Linked DNA regions of Homo sapiens: region 2 is linked to region 1. Evidence: chromatin loops called from intact Hi-C (ENCODE). Cell type or tissue: K562. All regions are shown on one strand. Each heading gives the region's core, and the rest is flanking DNA. Links, peaks and the distances in the headings are about the cores only. Region 1 overlaps RABGAP1 (RAB GTPase activating protein 1). Region 2 holds the start of PDCL (phosducin like).

Region 1 (15,629 bases), core at 5,052-13,051:
TACACTGATTGTTTAAAAGGAGCTAATTATAAATCTCATTTTTCCAACTGGGTTACAAGTATCTTAAAGAAAACTCAATGTTAATCATTTTTAAATCTCCCACAGCTACTTACATATAGTAAACTCTCATAAGGAATTCATTAAATGAATTATAAATGCCGTATCACATTATCAATCCCCTGATACGATTTTAATAGTTTGCATGGTCTTCCACCCCCAAAAATAAATTAAGCTATCCCTACAGTTTACCTTCCTCTTCATCATCTTCTGGAGGAGAAGGTATCACTGAACTTTGCGATCCAGACTGTGGCAGGCGAACTGAAGGACTGGCTGTAGTTTTCCTCCTCTCTCTTTCTGATTCACTTTCCAAGCATACAACTTCATATAAAGTGTCAGTATTATTCTTTCTCTCCCTTTGCTTTATCTTGAAGATGAAAAAATATTATTTATTAAGCAGTAAAGTTCTTTATGTTTTTAATTAATTGCAGTGTTTTTAATGTTTTTAATTGCAGTGATCTCGGCTCACTGCAATCACTTCTGATTTCATACAGGATGTGAAAATAAATGATGTTTTTTTGAGTATCTACATTAGAAGTAACTTTTTAAAACAGAAAAGCATATGTTTAGATCTTAAAATTCTTAGGAAAATTGGGCATTTACTAAGCAGTACTCTAGTTCTGCTTCAAACCATATTGGTTTGTCTTCAAACCATATTGTCAAGTATCCAACTACCAATGTTTAACCAGTGTCAACTAAAGAGCTAACAGTTCTGTATCTCCCAAATTAGTGAAGGCATCCTTCAAGGTTTCCTATATAAAACTACACAGAAAAAGTGTTTTAAATTACTCTAAAACATAAACTTCAAGACTAAGAAAATTCTTACTTCTAATAATGTTCCAGTGTTTTATCCCCACTCCTTTTGCTTAAAACAGTGTAGAGAACTTTTTCTTCAACTGAAAGCTACAACTTGGAGTTGGGGTGGGGTCAGGGGGAGGTGAATGGCAGAGAACACATCAACAGTAACCACAAAAATGTTGATTACTCCAACTGATTGTATTTTAGTTTTATTTTGAGGCAAACATATAATTTAAACTGACCTAAATTAAAAATTTAAACCAGGAATATAAAACTTTACACTACAATACACATTATAAGTACATTAACATTCCATATTACATGTAAGTAAGTATACTAACATTCTTCCTTCCATATAAGGAAGGTAGCATGAAATATAGGGAAGAATAAAAAGGGAGAGCTATAGGAAAAGGTACAGAGAAAACTAGAAAGGTGGCTATACAAAAATATATATATACACACATACCAAAGTAAAAACACAGAAAGGGAGATGGGGGAATAAGATGTTCATGAGCTATAGAAATATCAGCCAGAGCAGATTTTTATCATTGCAATGTTCATTTGGGTTCTTAAAATAAATTAACCCTATCATGGAAGTAAGGCCACGATAGTGGCAACATGCTCTTTCAATATCATCTTGAAGCACTGTTTAATACAGAAGTCAGTAAACTTTTCTGTAAAGAGCCAAATAGTAAACATTTTAGGCTATATGGGCCAGTTGTCTCTATTACAACTACACAACTCTGCTGTTATAGTGCAAAAGCAGCCAGGCAATAAATGAGTGAGTTTGGCTGTGTTCCAATAGAACTTTATTTACAAAAACAAGTGACAGGCCAGGTTTGACCTACAGGCCTGTCTGTCAACTTTGGTTTAACATGTCCACCCAAGGATTACTTAATTTTCTAGATGAATATGCCATTTTGACTTAGCTACTTACTATTAATTAAGGACTCAGACTCTGAAGTTACATGTTAACCTATAGATTTGTGTCCAGGAGATATGCAAATGATTTCTGTCCAAGAGAAAATATAACCCAAAAGTTACCTAAAGGACATTAACCAGTTTTATTTCTAATCTAGTAATCTTTTTGTAACATTCTTTTTTTTGAAAGGAAGGACCATGTAAATCCAAGTTCCACAAGTACTCAGAGTTTTGCTACCTTTCTGGTTCTCTCATTAATTAATACACTGAATTAGAATATTTGATACATGTTCATTCTAAATTGATAATTATGATTTTTAACTCTTGAAAATTATACTTTAATAAGAAAGAGAATTTAAAATTTTTGTTTTGTTATAAATTGCTCTTTGAAACATCAGACAATTGGTATCCTAAACAGTTCAAAGATCAGCAATAGCTCTTTTTTTTTTTTTTTTTTGAGATGGAGTCTCCCTCTGTCGCCAGGGCTGGAGTGCAATGGCATGATCTCGGCTCACTGCAACCTCTGCTTCCTGGGTTCAAGCGATTCTCCTGTCTCAGCCTCCCGAATAGCTGGGATTACAGGAGCCCGCCACTATGCCCAGCTAATTTTTTGTATTTTTAGTGGAGACGGGGTTTCACCATGTTGGCCAGGCTGGTCTCACGATTTACCTGCCTTGGCCTCCCAAAGTGTTGGGATTACAGACATGAGCCACCGTGCCCGGCCAGCAATAGCTCTTTATCTTAAAAATAAACAAACCAACGTGGTCCACTTAGAAACTCTTCTGTATGTCATAATGACCAAAGGACACGCTGCCTTTTGAAGTCAGATAAATACAGTCAATTACTGGACCAAACTTGTAAGCCAAGGACTCTAACTATGAAAAATGTTAATTGTTGAAGCTGGGTAATAGTACATGGGGATTCGTTATACTATTTTACAATTTCTGCATATGTTTGAATTTTCCATAGTAAAAAGCTTTTTGAATTATATATGTTAAATATAAAACTTTTATATATTAAATTATACATATAATTTAAACATAGGTTTTAAATTATATATAAAATTTAAACATAGGTTTTAAATTATATATAAAATTTAAACAGGTTTTTAAATTAGATATATTATATTTATGAAATATATGTTATAAACATATAAAATAATTAAAAGCAGTCAGATGAGACAAAAAAGGGTAGACTTGAATAAATGGAAAGACATCCCATGTTCCTGGATAAGATGACTCAACATCATAAAGATGTCAATTTTCCCCAATAAAAACATCAGCAGTGGCCAGGCATGATGGCTCATGCCTGTAATCCCAATACTTTGGGAGGTTGCGCATTTTGGGAGACTAAGGTGGGCAGATCACCTGAGCCCAGGTGTTTGAGATCAGCCTGAGCAACAAAGGCAAAAGCCCATCTCTTTCTTAAAAAAAAAAAAAAAAAAAAAATACAAAAACTTAGCCAGGTGTGGTGGTGCGCATCTGTGGTCCCAGCTACTCAGGAGGCTGAGACAGGAGGATCACTTGGGCCCGGGAGGCAGAGGCTGCAGTGAGCTGAGATCGTTCCACTGTACTCCAGCCTATGTAATAGAGCAAGACTCTGTCTTGGAAAAAAAAAAAAAAAAAAAAGCCAGGCTCAGTAGCTCACGCCTATAATCCCAGCAATTTGGGAGGCCTAGGCAAGTAGATTACTTGAGGCCAGGAGTTCAAGACTAGCCTGGCCAACATGATGAAAGCCCATCTGTACTAAAAATACAAAAAATTAGCTGGGCCTGGCAGCACATGCCTGTAATCCCAGCTACTCTGGAGGCTGAGGCAGGAGAATCACTTGAACCTGGGAGGTGGAGGTTGCAGTGAGCCAGGATCATGCCACTGCACTCCATAGTGAGACTCTGTCTAAAAAAAATAAAAAATAAACCCACAAACAAATGAAAAACACCAGTAGTTTTTTTTTTCCAGAGCTACACAAGTTGAACATAAAGTTTATATGAAAAATAAACAAGTAAAAAAATCCAGGAAAACCCACAAAAAGGAGTATTTGAGGAGGGAAGGTAGACCTACCAGATATAAAAACATATTATAAAGTCTACACATTGTCAGGTGCAGTGGCTCACGCCTGTAATCCCAGTAGTTTAGGAGGCTGAGGCGGGTGGATCACCTGAGGTCAGGAGTTCGAGACTACCCTAACCAACATGGTAAAACCTCGTCTCTATTTAAAATGCAAAAAATTAGCCAGGCGTGGTGGTGCAACCCTGTAATCCCAGCTACTCGGGAAGCTGAGGTGGGAGAATTGCTTGAACCAGGGAGGTGGAGGCTGCAGTGAGCCAAGATCGCACCATTGCACTCTAGCCTGGGTTGACAGAGTGAGACCCCATCTCAAAATAAATAAATAAATAAAAATAAAGTCTACATAATTACAACCGTGTGATTCTAATGCAAGACCAGAGGAACAGAATATAAATACCAGAAAGAGGTTCAAACACACAGGGAAATTTCATATATGATAAGTGTAGCATTTCAAATCACTGGGTAGAAAAGTTAATAGTTTTTAATGAATGGTGTTGGGACAAGAGAATAGCCATTTGGAAAAAGATTAAATCAAATCCACACTTTACGCTATATACCAGAGTACACAGGAATAAAATACTAATGAATCAGAAATCTAAAAGAGTAAAATGAAACCATATAAGTAACAGGAGAGTAACAGAAGAGTGTATTCTTTTTGTAACTTGGGAGTTAGGAAAGCCTTTCTAACTATGATCTCAAATCCAGAGAGGTTTAAAAGAAAATACTGATATATTCAAGTACATAAGAAGAAACTGCATGACAAACCCAAAAAGAATCACCATGATGTAAGCTAAAAGATAAGTGACAAACTGGGAGGACTATCATATCTCCAAGGGTTAATCTCTCTTGAATATACAAAGAGGTTCTGAAAATAAAGACGAAAAAGACCAAAGTCAAAGAGAAAAATAAGCAAAAGATATGAATAGAAAATTCACAGAAAAGTCACCCTTATACATTAAAAAGGCAGAGGATAAACTAAAACTATTCTTAGACACCACTGCCTCACAGATCCTTAAGTCTGACAACACACTCGACAACCCTGCAGAGAAACAGGTATTCTCATACCCTGTCCATGGTTACACCTTCTACAGAAGGGAATTTGGCAAATATAACAATAGCATATGTACGTTCACCTTATGTGTCAGTGATTATACTAATAGGAGTCTATTCTAAGATGCACTTTCATAAAATCAAAATAACACATACATAAGATTCCACACTGCAACATTATTTGGAACAGCAAACGACTGGAAACCAGTCCAAGTGTCCATCAATAGCAGACTGGTTGAAAAGCCCATAGTTCATCCAAATAGGACAGTACTAAATAGCCATTAAAACGGAAATGAGGAAATCTCTATGCACTGATGTGGAATGATCCCCAGGATATATTAAGTTTAAAAAGCAATGTATAGGATAAGACATATGGAGTATGCTAATTTTTATTTCAGAAGGAAGTTAAAAATATACAGAATTTTATCTTCACAAAAATGAAATCAGGATAATAAACCATAAACCAATAATAATTGTTATCTATGGGTATGGGGGTAAGGAGATACAAATGGAAGCGGACTTCCGAGTATACATTTCTACATAATTATGACATTTATAAGTATTTTATATATTCAAAAAAAAAAGGAAAAAAAAAAATCCCAAGCCCCTAAGCTAAAATAAATGGAAACAAATGAACCTAACTATATGTCAAACGGTAACAGAACCACAATAAAAAATTATTCCCAGTGATTTTTAAACAGCAACCATTTTATAATCTTACTGAAACATATTCAAAGGACAAAAAGAAGTTCCATAAAATCTTAAATTTCACCCAATAATTCTATTATTAACTGCAAGACTTTTTTAGTTTTTTTTTTTTTTTTTTTTTGAGATGGAGTTTCACTCTTGTTGCCCAGGCTGGAGTGCAATGGCGCGATCTCGGCTCACTGCAACTTCTACCTCCCAGGTTCAAGTGATTCTCCTGCCTCGGCCTCCCGAGTAGCTGGGATTACGGATGTGCACCACCACACCCAGCTAATTTTGTATTTTTAATAGAGACAGGGTTTCGCCATGTTGGTCAGGCTGGTCTTGAACTCCTGACCTCAGGTGATCCATCTGCCTCGGCCTCCCAAAGTGCTGGGATTACAGGCATAAGCCACCGTGCCTGGCTGACTTTTTTAGATTTTGATGAAGATAAGGCAAATAAATTATTTACTGTTACTGTAAATAAAATATATGCATATAAATATTTTAAAAAGAAAATCCTGTAATGTCAAATTATTACTGAAAATACGTGAATGAACTCAACTGAATCAGGTAAATATCACCAACAGATACTAAAAATATTAGTTAATTAGTTATTGGCTGGGCATAGTGGCTCATGCCTATAATCTCAGCACTTTGGGAGGCTGAGGTGGGAGTATCATTTGAACTCCAGTTTGAGACCAGCCTGGGCAACATGGTGAAACTCCGTCTCTCCAAAAAATTAAAAAATTAGCCAGGCATGGTAGTGCACCTTGATCCCAGCTACTTGGGAGGCTGATGTAGGAGGATCACTTGAGCCCAGGAGGTCAAGGCTGTAGCGAGCCGTGCTTTTGACACTGCACTCCAGGCTGGGCTGCAGAGTGAAGGAAAAAAAAAACAAAAAAGACGTTGTTGAGATACAGGATATTTGGAAGTTGCCAAAGCGTCACCCCCAAAGATTACTTGCTAAGTGTCAAGAAAAACCCTATTTTACAAAGGAGAGATCCAGTGGTCACCACCTTAATTAAGTGATCACACTTCCCATCAGAAATACTGGAACAACCTAATATCACACACCTCTCAATTCAGCAGTGGAATGGAAAGCATTTGTATATTTTTATCTTGAGAGGAATGTGTGTACCACACACATACACTCTCAGCAAATTAAAATAAGAGGCCCGGGTATCCAGTTATAGTTATACTAATTATCTGTACAACATTGGCCATACCACTTAGTCTTTCAGATATCAGCTTCTTCATTTATAAAACAGTAATTTTATGAAAGATTTTAAGACCCCTATAGTTTAATTGGCAATAAAAATGACATTATTCTATAGTTATAAGAATGTTTAATTGGTCTTTTGTTCGCCTTATGTCACTATTGGAAAATCTATTCATTAGCTCATTTTCTTGCTCTTTCAGTAAGTAGTATAAGAAAATTTAAGTCCAAGAAAGCAATCCTCCTGTCCCTACTAATGTTTAGTTTCTTCTCTACTATGATGCTATCTTAATATAACAGTCTCACAGATGGGAAGGCTTCCAGGATAAAAGGAATTGCTGAGTCACCAGATAATTTTAGTGAAAGGAAAAAGAATCAATTTTTAAACAGGTCTTAAAAAGCATTTACATATTGTTTTCCTATACTGGCAGCAAAAAACAGAAATGCTGTATGTTGTATATTCTTAAATTTGCTTTGTAGCATTGTTTCCTTTTCAGTCTAAGGAGAACGGAAAATGGTTAAAATTTTAAATTATGCTTAATTTCAGTAAATCCTAAAAATACTCTTATAGATGAAAAGACAAAAGTAGCATGTTTCTCTGGAGAGTGTCCTGGCAGAGACTTTTAAAAGGCTTAGATATATGTTTTGTTCATATAACATCCCATAAAATCTACTGCTAAATATCTTTGGATCTCAGTTTCCTCATCTATAAAGTGAAAATACTATTTATCCTCATTGAATCACTGTGAAAACTACCTAAGATTTTAAAAAGTGAAGTAGCCAAGACAATGATGGTCACAGTTGAACCTCAAATACTTTTTAATGCCATGAATGTAAAAGAGGGAATACATTTAGTTTATTAAGTTACAAGGGGTGAGATTAACAGTGTTCTAAATGCTTTAAGACAGCGAAAAGTTGTTCAAATTCTTCCCATTCTACCTCTCCTTTCCCACTCCCTAGCACTCCCCCTAAATCCCCGCACAAACACAAAGACTTATCCAAATAAGGAGAAAAATAAAAGATTATCATCGGGAATTTCCTGCTCTCCCCCGAGCTTCCACATACACACTTCTGCTTTTTGCAAAGAAAACAGTGAAAACTCGGCTTAAGTTTAGTTTGTAGCCTTAATAAAGAGTCCAGAGCAGTCTCTTAGGCTGCATTTCAGGTATGTTTTTGGCTGGTTTACCCTGTCAAGTCATTTTTTAGCCTAACTAAAAAAAAATTAAGTTATTAATAGAAGTTATGTTATTATTTGAATAACATACTGTATGATAATATTTTAAAAGTTTTACATTGAATTAACATGTAGCTCTGATTATGGTTGCTAAAAATAAAAAATAAATTTTTAAAAATAAAATTAAATAAATTTGTTTCCATAGAAAGATATATTCTTCTATACCCAACCACAAAACCTTGTAAACCCATGCAGTCTTTGAATCCAAGGTTGTATAACATTAGATGTCAAAAGGAAATGCAAGATCAGGGGAATCTTATTTATGTTCACTAAAATGAGATTAAAGGGTTAGAATGCTAATTAAACAGAACTATTTTTACATACAACTTTTACTGAAAATTATTATATAACTATTCTCAGGCCAGTAAGTAAAAAAAAAATATATATATATAATAAAAATATATATACAACTAATTTCTATTTACCATCTAGAAACTTTTTTTTTTTTTGACGGAGTTTTGCTCTTGTTGCCCAGGCTGGAGTGCGATGGTGTGATCTTAGCTCAATGCAACCTCCACCTCCCGGGTTCAAGCAATTCTCCTGTTTCAGCCTCCCAAGTAGCTGGGATTACAGGCATGCGCCACTACGCCTGGCTAATTTTGTATTTTTAGTAGAGACAGGGTTTCTCCATGTTGGTCAGGCTGGTTTCAAACTCCCAACCTCAGGTGATCCGCCAGCCTCGGCCTCCCAAAGGCTGGGATTACAGACCATCTAGAAACATTTAAAGATCATTCTCTCTTAATCTCTAAACTTTCAAAGTGATGTTTGTAAACTAGTTTAATTTCTGATGCGTTCTTCTCCCGGGGCTCACCCTCCATCTAAATAATCAATGCTGTTCTGATTTCATGACTTAGTGCTTTTTTATTAATTTGGTGTCCCAGAGAGGTTGTATAATCCTTCTCAATAATAACAGCAAATACGTAGGGAGAACTTACTATGTACTGGGAACTATTCTAAGCATGTTGTATAGTTTTTAATTTAATGCCACAACAGCACTATGAGGAAGATTCTATTATGCTGCCAATTTACAATTTAGTAAACTGAGACTCAGAGAGTTGAGGGAACTTGCTCAAAGTTAACAAGCTAGCGGTAAAATCCATGTGCTCTGACTCCAAATTCAAGTTCTAGATGACGACCCCTAATCTCTGCTCCTGCTACAATGAAGAGCTGGGAGAATAGTGCTGGGACTCAGCTTTACTTTGTCTCTTAGGACAACACTGAAAATAAGTGTCCATGCCTGCTCTGCTTATTTCCTTTTTCTAAATATACCCAATAGGGCTAACTTGGGTATACTAGAATCAAAATTCTTGCTATCGAAATAAAAAAATGTAATATGGAAAAGTATATTCAAGTAAGCCCCACATACACTTTCATTTTATGTAACAGAAAACAGAAGTTGCATGTAAATAAAATCAATTCAACGTATATTTATTGAGAACTACTATGTTCCAGGTACTTGGGATAAGTCACCAAATAAGACAGATTAAGAATCTCTCCTTAGTAGAGGACTCTAACATACAAAATAGATAATAAACAATATAAAAGTATGTTACATGGCATTATCAGTATGTAAAAGTCTGGTTAAAAAAATAAAAAAATAGGGCCAGGCGCGGTGGCTCCCACCTGTAATCCCAGCACTTTGGGAGGCCGAGGCAGATGGATCACGAGGTCAGGAGTTCGAGACCAGCCTGGCCAACATAGTGAAACCCGATCTCTACTAAATAAAAAATAAGGTGAGGCACAGTGGCTCAAGCCTGTTATCCCAGCACTTTGGCTTTTACTGAGTAAAACTTTGGCTTTTATTGAGTAAAACAAGGCTGGAGGGTTTTATGCAGAAAAGTGATAAGATCTGACCTTAGGCTACTATTATGTTGAAAAGAAATCAAGAGGGGACAAAGACAGAAACAGTATGATGGGTAAAGAGGCTACTGCTAGGCCAGGTGTGCTGGCTCATGCCTTATAATCCCAGCACTTTGGGAGGCTGAGGTAAGCAGACTTCTGGAGCCCAGGAGGTCAAGACCAGCCTGGACAACATGGCAAATCCCCATCTATATTTTAAAAAAGAAAAAAAAAAGGCTATTGCTATAAATGATGACTCAGATGAGGACTATTGTACTCTAGCTGGTGAGAAGTGATTAGATGGAGATGAGATAATAAACCTTTTTGGACATGTTAAGTTTGAGATGTCCTGAGAACCAAGATAAAGAGGAGCTTTAAGGAAAAGAAAGTAAGGAAAAGAAAGTAATCATCTAAAGCAAATGCTACAGACAGGTCAAGATGAGGACTCAGATTAGCAATTTAAATCAGTGGTGACCTTGATATCTTCCAAGGAGTTTTGCTACAAAGGAAAGTAAAAATGGAAGCAGTAGGTGGTAGAACAACTGGGGGCCAAAAAAGAGTAAAAGATTGGAACAGAGATTTTAGCTGCTACCCACCCACAAAAAAGACAGAGTATGAAGTTTAACTTTGATCAAGTTAACTGCCCGATTTAAGAAAAAAAAAAATCAAGACTCTTCAGAAGAAAGTAACAGAATACAGTCTCTACAATGCATCACTTAAGATGTTTAACTTGTAATCCAAAATTACAAAGAAACAAAAATGTGCATCATCATACATGAAAATTAGCAGGCAAAATTCTAAAGTGGCTGTACTGTAATTATGCTTAAGGATTTAAAAGAAAACCTGCTCAATGTAAAAGAACAAACAGGAAATCAAGAGACAACAGAGATTAAAAAAAACCCACACAGACATTTTAAAAACAAAAAATATAGAAAATGTTTTTAAAATTCATTGAATGACTCTAACAGATTAAAAGTTGATAAAAATCAGTGAACTTAAAGACATATTAATAGAAAGTATCCCATCTGAAGAAAACAGAAAAAAGCCTGGGAAAAAATAGAGCCTCAGAGATATCAAAAGCTCTAAAATATACATAATTACAATCCCAGAATCAAAGAGAAGAGAGATGGGCAGGAAAAAAAGTTTAAGAAATAATGGGCCAGATTTCCCCCAAATCTGGTTAAAAAAAAAAAAATTTAAAAATTAAAAGTAAAAGCATAAATTTAAAAACGCAAGAACCCCAACAAATCCCAAGCAGGATAAACGGAAAGAAAACCGTACCTAATCATGTCACAGTTAAACATCTGAAAACCAAAGATGAATAATCTTAAAAGCAGCAAGAAGAAAATGACACATTATACCCAGAGGAACAATAACATAAATGAATGCTGACTTCTCATCAAAAACAATGGAAGGGCTGGCTGGGCAAGGTGGCTCACGTCTGTAATCCCAGGACTTTGGGAGGCTGAGGTGGGCGGATGACCTGAGGTGAGGAGTCCGAGACCAGCCTGGCCAACAGAGTGAAACGCTGTCTTTACTAAAATTACAAAAAAAAAAAAATTAGCCGGGCATGCTGGCATACACTTTAGTCCCAGCTACTCGGGAGGCTGAGGCAGGAAAATCACTTGAACCCGGGAGGCGGAGGTTGCAGTGAGCCAAGATTGCGCCACTGCACTCCAGCCTGGGTGGTGACAGAGCGAGACTTCATCTCAAAAACAAACAAACAAACAACAACAACAACAATAAAAATGAAAGCCAGAAGAATAGGAAGGACATCTTGAAAGAAAAAAAAAGGCAACCAGAATCCTATCCAGTGAAAATACCCTACTGGGATGAAAGCCAAAAACAGACATTTTCATCTAGAGAAGTTTAAGAGAATACATCTTTAGCAGATCTATACTTAAAGAAATGCTGTTCTTCGGGTTGAAAGTAAATGAGACCAAATGGAAATGTGGATCTTTGGGAAGAAACGAAGAGCAATAAAAATGACAAGTAGGTGGGTAAATATGAAAAATATAATTTTTCCTCTTAATATATTTAAAATACACATGACTGTTTAAAGATCTGAGGGCTTAGAAATCAGCCTCAGACGTGATTTCTCCTTTCTTATTCCCCCTTCTATATTAATAGAAAAATACAGTACCTGTTTTAGTTTCAAAAAGAAATTTTCAGTAGTACTACGTTTGCTGAAGGGCCAGAATAATCTTTCATTAGGTGAGCAAACGCGGACTTTTGTCTCCAGGAGAAATCGAACAGGCTCCTGTACTTCTGTTATTACCAAATCTACAGCTGTGGTCATAAACAGGACTTTATCTAAACAAAGAAAGAGAGAGGCTGAAGAGGTAAATCAGAAACACAAATATATTTGCTCATAAGATTCCATAAAAGCTATTACTTTTATTATAAACTTTCAAAATACCTTAAGTGAACCATCAATTAAACATGTAAAATAACTAGACAAATAACTGGTTTCAAAAGCAAATTCCATATTGAGAATTATTTTAAAGTAACTGACAGTAGTATACACTGTAAAGCTTTCAAAACTGTACTGTCATCAGGAGACCAAGGCAGGCAGATCACTTGAGCCCATGAGACCAGCCTGGCCAACATGGTGAAACCTTGTCTCTACTAAAAATACAAAAATTAGCCAGGTATGTTGGCACATGCCTGTAGTCCCAGATATTTGGGAGGCTGAGGTAGGAGAATCACTTAAACCCGGGAGGTGCAGGCCGCAGTGAGCCAAGATTGTGCCACTGCATTCCAGCCTGGATGACAGAGTAAGACTCTGTCTCAAAAATAAATAAATAAATAAATAAAATAAAAAAAATAAAACAAAAACACCACTGTACTGTCAGATTGTTCTGCACAAGTGGCATATGACTTCTTTATGTCACCCTCATCAACACTGAAACTTCTCAATTTTTAAATTTGGTTAACAATGGTATTTGAATGGTCTGTTTACATCCTTTAACTATTTATCTATAGTGCTATTAATAACAAAAAACTGAAGGGGGGAAAAATGCTCAATAAGAGGCATTTATTAAGCAAATTACATTTTCAGAATGGGATAATATGCAGCTATTAAATGCCATTCAAAGAGCATATGAAATATCTTCCAGATACTTTATGCATAGAGTATTTGAAGAGCTACACAAGAAACTGCTAACAGTGATTCCTTTGGGACAGAGCCCTGGGGACTGTGGTAGACTCACTTCCCCCTATAAATCCTTTGAAATTTTTAACCATTTATGTGCATGGATTACCTCTGTACAAAAATAAAACTTATAAGTCTGTAAGTAAATAAGCATATAAATAGAAAGAAAGAAAAGAAAGAGGGGAAGGAAAAAATGAAAAAAAGGATGGAAAAGTGGGAAAAAGTGATACTTTGCTTATAGGTCAAATTTAATAATAAAGTGAAGAACTATTCAAATTCTTCGGTTTCATCAAAATTAGGTAAACACTGGATATTGGTCAAAGAAGGGGTCCTTAGTTTTGCATCTCTTCTTGAGACTAAAATTTCTGTTCATGATGTCAACAATCTGTATCACCTTTAGGAGTTTCTTCATTTACAACTTGAAAATGTGGGGATTTTGGATTCCAGCTCCCCGTAATAACATACGACTTTCCATCTGAACTTTTGCCCATAGATTCCTAGAAAAAAAGAGTAAAAATAAACCCGAATGCCACAGTGAGTGAACAACAGTTAACCCCCATCTTGCTGCCTTTAAAAACCAGAAGCTGCAAAAATATAAGAATATGGAAGAGGATAAGTGTATGTGAATGATTACATTTATGGTAAAAAATGTGACAATTATTTATGCAACTGTCCTGAAGTTATATGTATATGCTTACGAATATCAAATTGTATACACATTAAGAAAATCCACAACCTAAATCCAATGTTGAATTCTTCTTTCATGTGAATTATAATTTTTAGTTTTGAAAATAAAGATTTTCAGATAATGGGAATAATACTAATAACTCCTACTATTGGTAAGATACACGACAGTCTATAAATCATTCTTTAATAAATTTTCTCTTTTGATTATCACATCAACTGTACTCAAATATTTAAACAAGAATTTTATCACCACCACACAGTTAACAGACCAAGGCTTATCCAAAGTCAGACTTGTAAATAGCTAGTCAGGAAAAAGGAAATTATCTTACCTTTGCATGTTGTCTTTATAGCTTACAAGATCACCTTCTTAAACATGTTTTAACACTAGATTCAGATGAGAAAAAGTGAAACAACCTTTACTGAGGAAATAGTATGTAACTTTCTAATAAAAATAAATTCTTACCAAATCTAATAAGTGCATGTCACTATTTCGTACATCTTTTCCTGGACTAAGGAGAAGACCAAAACACCTACAAAAAAAGAACTGACATAAATTTAAGAAAAAAGATAACACAAAAGAACGTTTAAATTAGGCCACTTTAAAAACAAATTCTTGCTGATAGAAAAGAGAACACATTAGAGTTATCAATAAATTTGTGTTGCTAAAATAATAATCCTTCCTTCAAGGTCAGCTAATTCCGTTTGCCTTTTATTACCACATAGTTGAAGAGAGCGTATTAGCTGATTATTTATAGTAGCTATTTCAAAGTAATGAAGCACTGACTTCAGTAAACAAAATAATTTCCTAGGGAACAAAATTCTTTGGAAATACATTTTTTAATACAGTGTAAAACTATGCCATTAGATTGATAAAAGCCAAAATTTATATTTAAGCTAAACTTACTAAAAATGCTTACCTTTCAATGGCAAGTTCTTTATTAGTTGTTTGCTGCACATAGATGACAATCTTCTTATCAATTCCTTGGCGTAGTTTAAAGCACTGTCTGTCCTTATCTTTGGGAACTGCACTGTAGACCAACATGTTTCATTAATTTTGCAAAGCATTTTCTTGTCACATACTAGAACCATTTTTTTAAACAAAGACCTCAAATCTCTGATTCTTTTCTGTGCCTAGTTTGCAAATAATAACAAAAAAGAAAAAAATCATTCTATGCCTCTTGATGTGAAAACATCATTTGAGTCTAGGCACTATGGCTTACACCTGTAATCCCAGAACTTTGGGAGACTGAGGTGAGTAGATCACTTGAGGTCAGGAGTTCGAGACCAGCCTGAGCAATATGGTAAAACCCCATCTCTGTTAAAAATACAAAAATTAGCTGGGTGTGATGGCACATGCCTACAGTCCCAGCTATTCGGGAGGCTGAGGCAGGAGAATCGCTTGAACCAGGGAGGCAGAGGTTGCACTGAGCCAAGTTTGCGCCACTACACTCCAGCATGGGTGACAGAGCGAGACTACATCTCAAAAAAAAAAAAAAAAAAAATCATTTGATATTTGCAGGTAAACCACTAAAGCATTTATAAAGCTAAAAAAATCACTCCTATGCCCCCTAAAACATAACCTTAATTTTCTCTTTTGTTGCTGTAAAGCATGTTTCATGGCATCTGACATACAGAACTCAAAAAAAGTAAGTATTCTTTCCTTTATATTTATCACTGGGCTTTACAGATAGATTATTATCACCTTCTTTGCTTAAACATATAATGAAGAAAAAGATACTTAATCATAGATCTTTTGAGTTTCAAAGCAAGGTATCTTTAAAAAGTAATAGAAATGAGGAAGATATGGCCAATAAGCTGTTGTCCAACACTTCCCTTAAGCACTGTTAACTTTATTATAAACCAGTGTAATAATTATAAAATACTAACTAGTGATAAGGTTAATAAACATCAGCTTAATTA
Region 2 (15,629 bases), core at 3,853-11,852, 170 kb after region 1:
CCTTAGAAGCAAGGGAAAGGGATTACACAGGGCATGAATACCAAGAGGCGGGGAACTTTGGGAGTAGTATCAGTCTGTGTCCAATCAGGAGGTAGAAACTACACAGTACGTTATATGGGGTAAAGCTTAATATAAAGAATCATTAAATGCTAATAAATGACTACCAGCTAAAAGTAAATTCCACATAGTACTCTATAGGTTAGGGAGAGTACCTAAGGAAACACAAACTTGGAAAGGGGTCCACTTCTCAAGGCTGAGGGTCACACCTCGGAGAAGGTATAGTTCAGCCCAGAGGTCCGCTAGTTGGCCCAGGCTGGAACTAGTCACTGGCAGACAGAAAGCTACTCTCCAGGCAGCAGGAGAGGTACACAGGAGCCTGCAGAGAGAGTTGGCTGGTGGGGGACAGGAAACTGGTAGGCGACAGGAAGGAAGCCTTCAGAAAGCTAATTTTCGCATTGAGAGGGCCACAGGAAAATTGTTGCTGGTCTAGACTGAGGTTGCAATGTCACCAAGGGACCATATGTGCTGGACACATGGCTGGGAAAGAGCTCCCCTGGATGTCATTACATCCACATCACTGACCTACCACGAAACTGTGGGAAACAGTAGGAGAGCCCCTCCTCCTGCAATGCCCCTCCAGTGCCCTCTACTGAGAAAGCTCATCACTGTGCTCACTGCAAAGGAGAAATGCTTCACTGAATTCTATCCATTATTGAAGAGCATATATTCAAGGGCGAATTGGGAGCAGAGGGGCAATAAATTGATCATTAGCCTAGGAGCGATTTTAGAAGCTGCCTGCCATAGCCCTATAACTACCAAAGAAATTGAATTAATTATGAAAAACCTTCCCACAAAGAAAACTCCAGGCCCAGATCGCTTCACAGGTTTATTCTATTATTAATAAATATTTAAGGAGAAATAATGCCAATTTTACAGAAGCTACTTCAGAAAGTGGAAGAGGGAACTTACAACTAGTTTTATTAGATAAACATAACCACACAGTACATTACAAAAAAAGAAAATCGTAGGTTAATATCTCTCATGAACATAGATGCAAAAATCCTTAAAATGTTAGTAAATCTAGCTATGTATATCAGGTATAATACATCAAGTCCAAATAGTGTTTATTTCAGGAATGCAAGGTTGCTTTAGCATTTGAAAATCAATCTATGTACTTGACCATATTAACAAAGTAAAGGTTATATTCTATTATTATAAGGTCTCTTAAAATTTAATGGTATTCCGGGCCAGGCGCGGTGGCTCACGCCTATAATCCCAGCACTTTGGGAGGCCGAGGCGGGCGGATCAAGAGGTCAGGAGATAGAGACCATCCTGGCTAAAACGGTGAAACCCCGTCTCTACTAAAAATACAAAAAATTAGCCGGGCGTGGTGGCGGCCGCCTGTAGTCCCAGCTACTTGGGAGGCTGAGGCAGGAGAATGGCGTGAACCCGGGAGGTGGAGCTTGCAGTGAGCCGAGATTGCGCCACCGCACTCCAGCCTGGGCGACAGAGCGAGACTCTGTCTCAAAAAAAAAAAAAAAAAAAAAAAAAAAAAAATTAATGGTATTCCATTCTGATTGGCTTGTAGGAATTAAAATATATATGTACATAAATAAGAAAAAAATTTTTTTTTGAGATGGAGTTTCACTCTTTTCACCTAGGCTTAGAGTGCAGTGGCACGATCTCGGCTCACTGCAACCTCTAACATCCACCTCCTGGGTTCAAGCCATTCTCCTGCCTCAGCCTTCTGAGTAGCTGGGATTACAGGTGTGTGCCACCACACCTGGCTAATTTTCTTTTGTATTTTTAGTAGAAACGGGGTTTTGCCAAGTTGCCCAGGCTGGTCTTGAATTCCTGAGCTCAGGTAATCGCCAGCCTCAGCCTCCCAAAGTGCTCGGATTACAGGCATGAGCCACCGCTCCCAGCCTCAAACATTCCTTAAAAAGAGATTTTACTCCTTAAATGTTAAAGGTGTGGGCTACTTAAAGAAAAAGGTAGTTGCTAAAAGTATTGTTACTAAAACTATAAAAGCAGAGGTTTTCTGATTTTCTTTGATTTCTTAATCAAAACTTTTTTAAAAAGAAATTTAAGGCTGGGTGCAGTGGCTCACACTTATAATCCTAGCACTTTGGGAGGCTGAGGTGGGAGGATCATTTGAGGCCAGGAATTTGAGACTAACCTGGGCAACATAGCAAGACTTCATCTCTACTAAAAAAAAAAAGGGGGCTAGTGCGGTTACTCACGCCTGTAATCCCAGCACTTTGGGAGGCCAAGATGCCAAGATGGGTGAATCACCTGAGGTCAGGAGTTCAGGACCAGCCTGGCCAACTTGGTGAAACCCTGCCCCTACTAAAAATACAAAAATTAGCCAGGCATGGTGATGGGTGCCTGAAGTCCCAGCTACTCGGGAGGCTGAGGCAGGAGAATCGCTTGAACCCAGGAGGTGGAGGTTGCAGTGGGCTGAGATCGTGCCACTGCACTCCAGCCTGGGCGACAGAGCAAGACTCTGTCTCAAAAAAAAAAAAAAAAAAAAAAAGGCCAGGCATGGTGGCTCACGCTTACAGTCCTAGCTACTTGAAGGCTGAGTGGGATGATGGCTTGAGCCCCAGAGGTTAGGCCACAGTGAGCTATGGTCATCCCACTGCACTCCTCCCTGGGTGACAGAGTGGGACCCTGTCTCTAAAAAGAAAAAAAGGGGAAAATAGTAATTTAATTGTTGCTTATAGACAATCCAACATCTAAAAAAATACTCACTTAAAAAATTAAAATTAAAGGCCATATCAAAGATACCACTTTTTTTTTTTTTTTAAGAGGGAGTCTCACTCTATTACCCAGGCTAGAGTGGTGCAATCTCAGCTCACTGCAACCTCCACCTCCTGACTTCAAGCAATTTTCTTTCCTCAGCCTTCTGAGTAGCTGGGATTACAGGTGCATGCCACCATGCCCAGCTAATTTTTATATTTTTAGTAGAGACAGGGTTTCACCGGCCAAGCTGATCTCAAACTCCTGACCTCAGGTGATCTGCCTGCTTCAGCCTCCCAAAGTGCTGCTGGGTTTATAGGTGTGAGCCACTGCACCGGCCAAGATACCACTTTTAAAATTTGAAAACAAATGAGAGAGACAGAGAGAATCTGACTATTATATAAGGAAGTGGTTCTTATCTTTACTGGTTTTCTCTTCATTAATACAAAAAAACGTTGTTTAGGCTGGGTGCAGTGTGGCTCACGCCTGTAATCCCAGCACTTTGAGAGGCCAAGGTGGGCGGATCATGTGGTCAGGGGTTCGACACCAGCCTGACCAACATGGTGAAACCCTGTCTCTACTAAAAATACAAAAATTAGCCGGGTGTGGTGGCGCGTGCCTGTAATCAGGAGCGTGTGCTACTCAGGAGGCTGAGGCAGGAGAATTGTTTGAAACTGTGAGGCGGAGGTTGCAGTGAGCCGAGATCGCACCACTACACTCCAGCCTGGGTGACAGAGCGAGACTCTGTCTCAAAAAAGAAAAAAAAAAGGTTGTTTAATCTGATTTTTAAATAAGAAAGACATTCTGTTGCAACAGATGGAACACCCTGCCATACACACACCACCACCACCACCAGAGAAGGAAAGTTAAGGTGAGAGAGAAAGAAAGAGAAACAAGGGAGGGGAAAGGACAAAAGGAGAGGGAGCAGAAAAGGCACAAGGGAAGAGAAAGGAAGGGAAGGAAAAGAAAAATAAAAGAATTCAGGAAATGAAGAAAAAGAAAGAAAAGACAAGACAGATGGGCAAGCTGTTTATCTCAAACAGTCCTCATATGGTTTGGTGTCATTCAAAATCATCTCTGGACCTTTAATTCTTATAGAAAAAATAAAGTAACAGGACAAATTTGTTCTAAATTTACAAAAATATTGGTAGAAAAAATCTAACATGAGAAACTCATTGTAAGACCAAATCTTGTTTTGCCTCTGTTATGATTTGGAAAAACTGTAAGAGTGGATCAAGTCTTGGAACTCATGCTTCAAGGAATTTAATCATTTATTTTATTTATTTATCTAGCTATTTATTTATTTATTTTTTTGTGGAGATGGAGTCTCATTCTGTCTCCCAGGCTGGAGTGCAGTGGCATGATCTCAGCTCACTGCAACCTCCTTCTACCGGGTTCAGGTGATTCTCCTGCCTCAGCCTCCCAAGTAGCTGGGATTACAGTAGGCATGCTCCACTCAGCCCGGCTAATTTTTGTATCTTTAGTAGAGATGGGGTTTCACCATGTCGGCCAGGCTGGTCTTGAACTCCTGGCCTAAAATGATCTGCCTGCCTCAGCCTCCCAAAATGGTGGGATTACAGGCATAAGCCATCGTGCCCGGCCTATTTAATCACTTATATATGAATTTCATTCAGTTACTTCAAAATTTTAAATATTTTTAAAAATAGCCTATAAATCTGGTTGGATCAAGGTTTCCCTTGCTTAAAGATAAATGCTTTAGCCGTCACAAGACAGCTCATGGGTTGTTTTCCCCACTAGGGAATACCTTTAATATACTCTACTGATAAACAGCCCAACAAAAACCTTACAGTAGCGGTAAAATACCTTTAAAACTATAAATTACATACAGTATGCTCATTAAACAGAAACTTCATTATCCACATCATTCCACATTTCTTTTTTTTTTTTTTGAGACGGAGTCTCACTCTGTTGCCAGGCTGGAGTACAGTGGCATAATCTCAGCTCACTGCAACCTCCACCTCCTGGGTTCAAGCGATTCTCCTGCCTTAGCCTCCCCAGTAGCTGAGACTACAGGCGTGCGCCACCATGCCCAGCTAATTTTTGTATTTTTAGTAGAGACGGGGTTTCACCATATTGGCCAGGATGGTCTTGATCTCTTGACCTCGTGATCTGCCCACCTCGGCCTCCCAAAGTGCTGGGATTACAGGTGTGAGCCACCATGCCTGGCCCATTCCACATTTCTAACAGGAAAAATGAGTGGTTCTGTTGGATATTATTAGATAGCTAACTCATGTACACATATTCCTGACAGATGCAAGCTACATTCCCAACAAAGACATCACTATATCTATACAACCAGGAGACTGAATATATTAAAAGGTCTGAATTTGAGACCAACGTGGGCAACATAGCAAGACCCCATTTCTACTTTTTTTAAAAAAGGTTGAATATGGCCGGGCGCGGTGGCTCACGCCTGTAATCCCAGCACTTTGGGAGGCCGAGGCGGGTGTATCACGAGGTCAGGAGATCGAGACCATCCTGGCTAACACGGTGAAACCCCGTCTCTACTAAAAAATACAAAAATTAGCCGGGCGTGGTGGCGGGAGCCTGTAACCTGGGAGGCGGAGATTGCAGTGAGCCGAGAATTGCGCCACTGCACTCCAGCCTTGGCAACAGAGTAAGACTCCGTCTTAAATAAATAAATAAATAAATAAACCAGTGTCGGGCAGTTCTTTATAGCAGTATGAACTGCCTGACACTGGGTTATTTATTTACAGCAGTATGAAAACGGACTTATTAATACAGTATTCTTGAATGGGTGTGTGTTTGTGTGTGGTATTTTTTGACTCCTCTGAGGGCCTCAGCAAACAGCCTCTCTGAAAACAGGCAGGTACAGAAATTTGCAGACAATTTCAGGTGGTCCTAGAACCACAAATTAAGATCCCCTACCCCAAATTAAGAGCCCTATTTTAAACAGTGTATCTTTCTAGAATATTTTCTATGATTCAATTTACCCAAAGCTTTCTATGAGCAACTTCACGGTTGTGTATTGGATACTTCAACAAGGGCTCAGAATTTGAAATCATTTTAGGTTTTAAAAAAGTTGCAAAAACAGACGACAAAGTATGCCTGAGGAAAAAGAAAAAAAAGTTGCAAAATATCATAGTATGGCTTTACCCTGGAAGAAGAAAACAAAGTTGCAAAAATAGGATAGTGCTTCCCTAGATTCTTCATCTAATAGAATCTCCAAAAGTTCACATCTTACATAGTATAATTATTAAAACTATTGATACAATACTACTAATATGAATTAATAGGCCTTATTCAAATTTCGTCAGTTGTCCCATTCATGTCCTTTTTATTTTTCTTTTTTGAGACGGAGTCTCAGTCTTGACCCCCAAGCTGGAGTGCAGTGGTGCGATCTCAGCTGTCTGCAACCTCCGCCTCCCGGGTTCAAGCGATTCTCCTGCCTCAGCCTCCGAGTAGCTGGGATTACAAGTGTGCACCACCATGCCCGGCTAATTTTTGTATTTTTAGTAAAGACGGGGTTTCGCCATGTTGGCCAGGCTGGTCTCGAACTCCTGACCTCAGGTGATCTGCCCGCCTCGGCCTCCCAAAGTGCTGGGATTACAGGAGTGAACCACCGCACCCGGCCCCATGTCCTTTTTCTATACCAGGAGCCAATTCCGGATTTCACATTACATTCCTGCTCTGTCACCCAGGCTGGCCTCCAAGTCCTGGGCTGAGCGATCCTCCCGCCTCAGCCTCCTGCGTAGCTGGGACTACAGGCGCGCGCCACCACTCCTGGCTGCCGCTTCTTTAAAATGGTGAAACCCCGTCTCTACTAAAAATAGAAAAAATTAGCCGGGTCTGCTGGCGGACGCCTGTAATCCCAGCTACTCTGGAGGCTGAGGCAGGAGAATCTCTTGAACCCGGGAGGCGGAGGTTGCAGTGAGCCGAGATCGCGTCACTGCACTCCAGCCTGGGCAAGAAGAGCGAAACTCCGTCAAAAAAATATATATATATATTTTAATCTATGCCCTGTACTTGAGGGATTTGTGCTCTCGGGCAAATTACCGAACGTCTCTGAGTCACTTTTCCGTCTAATAGACGTGATGCGATGAAGAACCAATAAAAAACACACTTTGAATGGCTTCGGAAACTTCGAAGGGAAGTGAATACATTTTTCTTTTCTTTCTTTCTTTTTTTTTGAGACAGTCTCGCTCTGTCGCCCAGGCTGGGGTGCAGTGGCGCGATCTCGGCCCACTTCAACTTCTGCCTCCTGGGTTTAAGCGATTCTCCTGCCTCAGCCTCCCGAGTAGCTTGGATTACAGGCGTCGGCCACCAGGCCCGGCTAATTTCTGTATTTTTAGTAGAGACGGGTTTTCAACGTGTTGGCCAGGCTGGTCTTGAACTCATGACCTTAAGTGATCCGCCCGCCTCGGCCTCCTAAAGTGCTGGCATTACAGGCGTGAGCCACCGCGCCCGGCCTGTGAATACATTTTTCTTATTGCTTGACGCTGGGTCATACAATTCACTTTTTTGTTGTGCAGATTAAAACCAAAACAAAGCAATTAGGAGAGCGTTGTTGTCGAGGTGTTTTGTTCCAAGGTAGGACCCGTAGCTTCTCCCCTGCCCCTCAGCTGGGAGTAGCGGCTTCTGATTGGACAATGCGCGTCCGCCACGACGCAGGAAGGCCGCCTCATTGGTCCGCGCTGTCGGGCTTCGGCGGCTTTTCTCTTTAGCGCTCAGGGCGCTGACCCACTGCTCTTCCTCTTAAGAAAGTGCTCCATTCCTTCCGGCGCCCGGAGCTGCTGGCCCAAAGGGATCCGGAGCGAGCTAGGGCAGGTAACTGCATTGGGGTCCACCGGGAAGCGGCAGCAGCTGCGGACTACGGGAGGGAGTGGGGTTGGCGAGCTTGGGTAAAACTGCCCCTTCTTCGCTCTGTCTCGACCCCCAAGTTCTCCGCGTCTTCCTCGTCCCCTTTCCTCCTCTGGCCCCACCTCCCCCGGGCCCTTCCAGCCTTCCCCCAAAAGCTCCACACACCCCTCTGCTTCCCGTCCGGGGGCCCCGCCTCCTCTGCTCGCGTCTCCAGGGGGCCCGCCCTCGTCTCCTCCCCGCAGCGGTCCCTCCTTTAGGAGCGCAACTCCTTCCCTCCCCTCCGCCGCTGCTGTGTCCCCCGCTTGGCCCATTCCTGGGCCTTAAGTTTGGTTTTGTTCCTTCTTGGCACCTCCACCTGTCTCTCCATGATCCCTGTCTCCTTTGCATCTGACTGCTGGAGTCCTCCGATTCTCCCGTTGACCCAGGCTGCGAGTTTAGCAAATTGTGCAGCGGCATTGTGCTGGGCTTTGGGGATAGAGGTAGTGACTAGAGGTCCCTACGTTCAAGAACTCCTTGCCCGGTGGGAGAGAGTCACTTTGTAAATGGAGTATGATAGGCCCGGTGATAAGTCTTTAAGGCAGCCGCATTCCTGCTGAATTCTCAAGCAGGCCTCTGGGGGCTAAGCTGCATCTTTTCATCAGAATGCCCTTGGCTACTTCTGATGCAGAAGCCTGGTCCTTTATATTTTTAGTTTTTATTTTTTTTTGAAACAGAGTCTCGCTCTGTCTCCCAGGCTGGAGTGCAGTGGCGTGATCTTGGCTCACTGCAACCTCCGCCTCCCGGATTCAAGAGATTCTCGTGCCTCAGCCTCCTGAGTAGCTGGGAAAACAGACACCCGCCACCACACCTGGCTAATTTTTGTTTGTTTGTTTGTTTGCTTTTACTAGTAGAGACAAGAGTTTCGCCATGTTAGCCAGGCTGGTCTCGAATACCTGGTCTCAAGTGATCCTCCCTCCTCGGCCTCCCTAAGTGCTGGGATTACCTGCGCGAGCCCGGCCATCATAGTCCTTTAAACCCTTGGGAGTTATTAAAATCTTTGTATGGGCCCTTCTTTTAAACTGTCAGAATAGGTAGCGTTTCAGAGACCATCCATCCAAGCCCTCAGGGTGTTGTCTGGGAAGTTGAAGGCTGGTGACAGAGAGTGATTGCCTAGACAAATAGTGACTCAGCATTGTACTCTTGATGCCTCTTTTTGGGGTTTTTCCTGAGGATACTTAAACAATTTTTCAATTAGGCAGCAGTCTTAGCTGGTGGGAAAACTAAAAGCACAGATAAAACCACTAGTCAGTAGATTCCTCCAAGCCAGTGCAGGTGGCTTGTACACTTAACTCAGACTAGAGTAATTTATACCTCAGGCTCTTGGAGTCAGGAATCCCTGGGGTCTGGTCCCAGCTCCGTCATTCGCTGTTAAGCTTGGTGAAGACTCTTCCTTTATCTGAGCTTCAGTTTTACCTTCTGTTAAAGAGTGTGATAAGCCCTAACACACAGGGTAACGGTAGGGATTTGTTAAGATTTTGGTTATGAAAATAATCACTTTAGTGTCCTGGAAATTGTAGGATCTCAGCACAGGCGAGCCCCCTATGCTTCAGATTCATGTCTGTCTGGCTCAAATCAGCAAAGAACCTGATATGCTTTCTTTTTCCAGACACCATGACCACCCTTGATGATAAGTTGCTGGGGGAGAAACTGCAGTACTACTATAGCAGCAGTGAGGATGAGGACAGTGACCACGAGGACAAGGACCGAGGCAGATGTGCCCCAGCCAGCAGTTCTGTGCCTGCAGAGGCTGAGCTGGCAGGCGAAGGCATCTCAGTTAACACAGGTACTGAGAAACCCTGGGCTCTGGGAACAGGCTTAAAAAATGTACATTAAATACATATTAATTAAATACATATTAATAAATTAATTCTCCTGATCACTTTTAACTCTGGTCCCACTTTCAGAGGTAACCTAGTCTTTTCATTATGTGTGCTTCTAGCCTTTTAGTGCACAATACAAATGTATGTGCATAGCAGCATGGTAATGAACACAGACTGGCCTGGATTTGAATCCTGCATCTCGTATTAACAGTTTGATATCTCATAAATCACAAGTATGAGTATATGGGTAGTGCAAATTCCTAAAAATGGCATATTTACACTTGTACATTTTAATATTGTCAAATTGCTGTCAGTTGAGTTGAGGTGGCAGTAGTTTATAGTTTAATCAGCAATCTGTGTTTCTCCGTACACTTGACCTCCTACTGTGTTATGAAACTCCTTGATCTTTGCTATTGTAGTAATTCATTGTAGGTTTATTTCCGCCCCCACCACCTTTTTTTTGTTTTGTTTTGTTTTTTTGTTTTTTAAGACAAGTTCTCACCTTGTTGCTCAGGCTGGAGTGCCTTGGTGCCATAATGGCTCACTGCAGCCTCAACTTCCTGAGCTCAAATGATCCTTCTGCCTCAGCTTCCATGAGGTTCCTCTCTTAAAAAGCTGGGACCACGTGTAGCTGGGACCACAGGCGCTTGCCACCGTGCCCAGCTAATTTATTTCTTTATTTTTTGTAGAGATGGGGTCTCACTTTGTTGCCCAGGCTGGCCTCACACTGCTGGCCTCAAGCGATCATCTGCCTCAGCGTCCCATAGGCATGAACCAATGCACTGGGCCCATATTTATTTTTAAGAGGGAACCTAAACTTCTTTTCATAATTTTAAGAGAGATTTTTATATCCTTTGCTCATTTAAAAAATTAGGTGTTTTTTTTCTTCTTGGGGAGCTATAAAGGAAATTAATCTGTGATATGAGTGGTAAATATTTCTTTCAGTTTGTTGTTGTCTTTTGACTTTATATTCTTTTGTTCTTTTCCTGGATGAAAAATTTTATTTTTATGTACTTAAAAGTATTTTATAGTTTCTTAATTTTGCATTTTACTTAAAAGGCGTTTCTTCACCCTACTTTATAAAGGGCCTCACTTTGCTGTATAAAAAGGTTCTCCTGGCTGAGCACAGTGGCTCACGCCTGTAATCCTAGCACTTTGGGAGGTTGAGGCGGGTGGACTGCCTGAGCTCAGGAGTTCGAGACCAGCCTGGGCAACACAGTGAAATCCCGTCTCTACTAAAATACAAAAAGTTAGCCAGGTGTGGGGGCATGCGGCTGTAGGCCCAACTACTCGGGAGGCTGAGGAAGGAGAATTGCTTGAACCCCGGAGGCAGAGGTTGCAGTGAGCCAAGATCATGCCACTGTACTCCAGCCTGGGCAACAGAGTGAGACTCTGTCTCCAAAAAAAAAAAAAGATTCTCCTATACTTTTCATTAGTATTTTTGTGATTTCATTTTTTACACTTAAATATTGATTCATGTGGAATTCACTTTGATGCAGGGTGCAGTAGGGCTCCAGTTTAATTTTTTTTTAGATTGCTACTCAGTTGTTTCAGTACTGCTTAGTGAATAAGCCATCTTTATTATCTTGAGATGTCACTTTTATTATGTACTGAATTTCTCTGTTTATGTTGGGTCTTTAGCTGTACTATGTGGTCTCTTCCATTGATTTGTCTTTTACTGGGCTGTGTCATACTGTTTTTAATTATTGTAGTGTTATATTTTAGTATTTGGTGAGGCTAGACCCTCTTCAATTAACTTTTGCTTTATTTTTTCCAAAGGAAATTTAGGAGCCGGACACATATGTGTGTTCATGTATTTTCATTGGGAATGCATTAAATATATAGATTAATTTAGGGATCATTGGCACTTTTGTGATGTTGAGTATGTCTGTTCAGGAACATGGTATTGCTTTTCCATTTATTCAAGTCTTTCAAGTATTTTTTGGGAGCATTTTAAAGTTGTCTTCATATAGATTTGTATATTTTTTTTCTGTGAAACCAATAGACTCCAAAGCTTTAGTGGCTTATGGCAACAAAGGTTTATTTCTCATTCACGTTACATGCAGCCTGTAGGTCAATGGCAGCCCTGCTTATGTTTCGTATGTTCTTTCATCTAGGAGCTAGGCTGAAAGAATAACAGCCTCAGTTTGGCTGTGTCCCTCTATTTAGGACACACCGTTTTCATGGCGAAGCATAGAGAGCAAGAGAGGAGCTGTTGGAAACATGGAATGGCTCATACACGGCATACTTTTTGTTTTGCTCAGACATGGCATACTTCATATTTGCTCACAATCCCATTGGCCAGCAAGTCGCATAGTCAAGCCCAGCCTCAATGGGCTGGGGATATATGTACTCATCCCACAGGAGGTACCACAAGTCACATAGCAAGGTGCAAGGACATATAAGTCCTTCGGCAGCACAGGGCTTGACGGGTTAAGGGTAGCTGGAATAACAGAACAGGTTGTATTACAATCTTGTTATAAAAAAATTGTTATAAAAAATTCAGAGGCCAGGTGCGGTGGCTCATGCCCATCATCCCATAGCACTTTGGGAGGCCGAGGCGGGCGGATCACCTGAGGTCAGGAGTTGGAGACCATCCTGGCCAACATGGTGAAACCCTGTCTCTACTAAAAATACAAATATTAGCTGGGCATGGTGGCGCATGCCTGTAGTCCCAGCTGCTCGGGAAGCTGAGGCAGGGGGATTGCTTGAACCTGGGAGGTGGAGGTTGCAGTGAGCCGAGATCGCGCCATTGCACCCCAGCCTGGGCCACAGAGCAAGACTCAATCTCAAAAAAAAAAAAAAAAATTCAGATAATATAGAAGTACAGAAAGAAAAAAGTAAAAGATCTCTCTCACCAGTTGCTTAGATCCTACTACCTGGAGACAACCACTGTTAACAGCTTACATATCCTGCAAGCTCTTATTCTATAAACACACAAGTGTATATACAAACATGTATGCATATCTATGTACATAAATTATGTATATACATACAGGTCTTTTTTAATAGAAACTAGAGGATTGTACCGTGATATTCTAAATTTTGCTTTTGTAATAACCTCATATATTTGGAATATCTTTAATGGCAGGAAACACAGAGCTGCTTTACTCTAAGAGTTGCTTTATTTTCCTTTGAGTAGGTAGATGATAATTTTTTAAACTCATCTCCTAATGTTGGGCATTAGCTTGGCCCTTGTTGCAGGGTACATCATTGTGTATAGGCCACTCTGCCCTGTGGCAGAGTACACAGAGTCCCTATGATAATTGTGCAGTAGATGGAGCAAGCTTCAGGCAGATGTGAACTCCTACCTACAGATGTCAGCTGGTCCATAATTCCCTGCCCATTCTCCTTGGTCACATCCGTGTTCACCCTACTCAGGCCCAAAAGGTGTGATCAATGACTGGCGCCGCTTCAAGCAGTTGGAGACAGAGCAGAGGGAGGAGCAGTGCCGGGAGATGGAAAGGCTGATCAAGAAGCTGTCAATGACTTGCAGGTCCCATCTGGATGAAGAGGAGGAGCAACAGAAACAGAAAGACCTCCAGGAGAAGATCAGTGGGAAGGTAATTAGCAGTACTCAGGCTTTTCTTAGAGTCTGCTGTGGCTGCTAGAGCTGGGTGAGTGATTCAAGAGGTGGAGGATGCTTGATTTGACCTCCAAGAAGTTGTGCAGTGCAGGAGAAATCATAGAGCCCTGTCAAAACTCAAACCCACCCAGCTTTGGATCTCAGTTCTGCTACTAGTGACTGTGGGAGAGTCTCTTCCCTTCTGAATCTGGTGTTTCAATGGTTAAATGATGTATCCTCCCCGTGCAGGGCTGTGTTGTTAATATGCCCATCACAGTGTCTGGCCCATTGAAAGTGCTCAGTAAATTTTAGTTTCCCTTCTTTTATTGAGGTTTTATCTTGGGCCAGAAATAACCCTCTTAGGGTGGTGGTATTATCCCCTTCTTACAGATAATGGAAGCAATGCTTAGAGGGCATTAGAGGCTTGTTCAGGGCAATGCAACTGGTAAATTCTAGTAGGCGCTAGGGTTCTAACCCAAATACTCCTGTTTCTTCCATGATGTTGCTATTTCATCTGAAGCCTATTCATGAGAATTTATTCTAAGGAGGCATTATAATAAGCAAACAGATACTCTGGAAGATATTTGGAAGTAGGCACCTGATGGCCTTTTTTTTTTTTTTTTTAATAGAGACAGGGTCTATGTTGCCCAGGCTGGTCTCGGAACTCCTGAGGTCAAGGGACCCTCCCACCATAGCCTCCCAAAGTGCTAGGATTACAGGCGTGAGCCGTGGTGCCCGGCCCGTGATGGCCTCTTATCCTATCAGTATTAAAAGGGATTCACTGTTTCTCTGGATGCCCTCTGAGTGTGGACGAATGTCTGTGAGTGCCTGAGATCATTTAGTTATGGCCCAAAGCTAAAATACCACACAGGATCAGGGAGCAGATAAGAGGATTAAGCTGGGAATCATTCACCTTGACCAGGAGGCTGATTTTAGGACATTACACTTAGCCAAAGACTTCAATAGGTCAGAAGAAGCCACTCTGGTAGACTGAGTTGAAGTGGAGGGCTGCAAGATGGGAGGAAAATTGGCAATAAGTAAAATAGTGAACTCAGAATGTTGCTGGTTATGATAAAGTAACAACGTGTTCTGATCTAGTGTGATCTCCCACTCCCTGTTCCCTAATCTATGCAACATTAGGCAGAGTTAGGTTTTATGAGAGGAGCGAGGATGTCTTGCTGCACCGGGGCAGGGGTAAGATGCTTTCGTAGCTTAAGCTGTCTCTTGGGCATTGTGCCTGCTGCTCACAGCTGCTTCCTGATACTGAGGTGAGAGGCCAGAATGAGGCAACATCATATCATCACATGGATCAGTCTTGTGAGAGGCTGTTCCCGTCCTGCTGATTTATCTGCAATAGAACAGAATTGGAAACTGTCTGGCAGAATTAGGGAAGTGATTAAGCAAAGTGACACATTATATATAATTTCATAAAAATATTTGGAAACATGAGGAAATACTTATAATCGTGCTAAGTCTCGAAAGCAGGTTATGGCTTAATTGGTACACCCACAGCTGCTGCTATAAAAGCAAAACTATTTTAGTATGACTGGTAATAAAAATAATTTTTAGAGTCCATATGACTCTGTGTGTGTGTGTGTGTTTGGGGATGGTGTGGGGCAGGGGTTATGAGAGTTTTTTCTAAAATTCTGTAATGTCTTGTTATCTTTCAAAAAAAAAGTAGATAAAATATTGTCAAGACTGACAAAAAGAAATAAGCTCATGAAGTGAGATTATATGATGCTGCCTATTTGGATTGAGAGGAAATGTGATATTGTAGTTAAAAACATGGGTTTTTAAAATCTAGTTTGAGTACTGGTCTTATGCTTACTGGGTGAACTTGTTCAAATAATGTCAAGTTTTGGAACCTCATTTATAAAGTGGGGCTATTAAAAGTCCCTTCCCGATGGAGTTATGGAATTCAGTGAGATATAATGCATGTAAAGTACTTAGCATGGTGCCTTATATATTATCAGCATGTAGTACATGTTAACTGTTTTATTTCTTTTTATTTTTTTGGAGACAGGGTATCACCCTGTCTCCCAGGCTGGAGTGCACTGGTGTGATCTTGGCTAACTGCAACCTCTGCCTCCCAGGTTCAAGTGATTCTTGTTGTGCCTCAGCCTCCAGTGTAGCTGGGACCACAGGTGCACACCACCATGCCCTGCTAACTTTTTTTTTTTTTTTTTTTTTTAAGGAGAGATGAGGCTTTGCCATGTTGGCCAGGCTGGTCTTGAACTCCTGACCTCAAGTGATCCGCTCGTCTCAGCCTCCCAAAGTGCTAGGATTACAGGCGTGAGCCACCGCGCCCGGCCCATATTAACTGTTATCACGAGTGTTCAGTTTTCATATTTATGCTCACTTGCTGGTCCGCCTGCAGATGACTCTGAAGGAGTTTGCCATAATGAATGAGGACCAAGATGATGAAGAGTTTCTGCAGCAGTACCGGAAGCAGCGAATGGAAGAGATGCGGCAGCAGCTTCACAAGGGGCCCCAATTCAAGCAGGTTTTTGAGATCTCCAGTGGAGAAGGGTTTTTAGACATGATTGATAAAGAACAGAAAAGCATTGTCATCATGGTTCATATTTATGAGGATGGCATTCCAGGGACCGAAGCCATGAATG

The links. A loop is a pair of places that touch in the nucleus more often than their neighbours do. Peaks named below come from ENCODE experiments on the same cell type or tissue, not always from the same donor. Only the 100,000 strongest peaks of a DNase experiment are listed, where the experiment ranks them.
Region 2: it touches region 1 in a loop (3-fold over the local background); 14 of 110 quality-filtered maps call a loop at or near these places.

Annotation. Positions count from the first base shown.
Region 1 is chr9:122,995,149-123,010,777 of GRCh38, reverse strand. It overlaps RABGAP1 (RAB GTPase activating protein 1), which reads right to left. Exons shown (of 26, transcript NM_012197.4): 7 at 14,627-14,737; 8 at 14,173-14,239; 9 at 13,417-13,519; 10 at 12,012-12,181; 11 at 250-424. Among named protein-coding and RNA genes, the nearest start is that of GPR21, 31 kb to the left of the region's middle. In K562, for the core only: no CTCF peak of the experiment used is centred there; no DNase peak of the experiment used is centred there.
Region 2 is chr9:122,820,393-122,836,021 of GRCh38, reverse strand. It overlaps PDCL (phosducin like), which reads left to right and starts at 7,434. Exons shown (of 4, transcript NM_005388.5): 1 at 7,434-7,551; 2 at 9,230-9,406; 3 at 12,825-13,006; 4 at 15,386-15,629. The coding sequence starts at 9,235. RefSeq lists an enhancer at 7,238-7,532. In K562, for the core only: no CTCF peak of the experiment used is centred there; DNase peaks (open chromatin) are centred at 7,341, 7,781 and 8,721; H3K4me3 peaks cover 2,032 bases.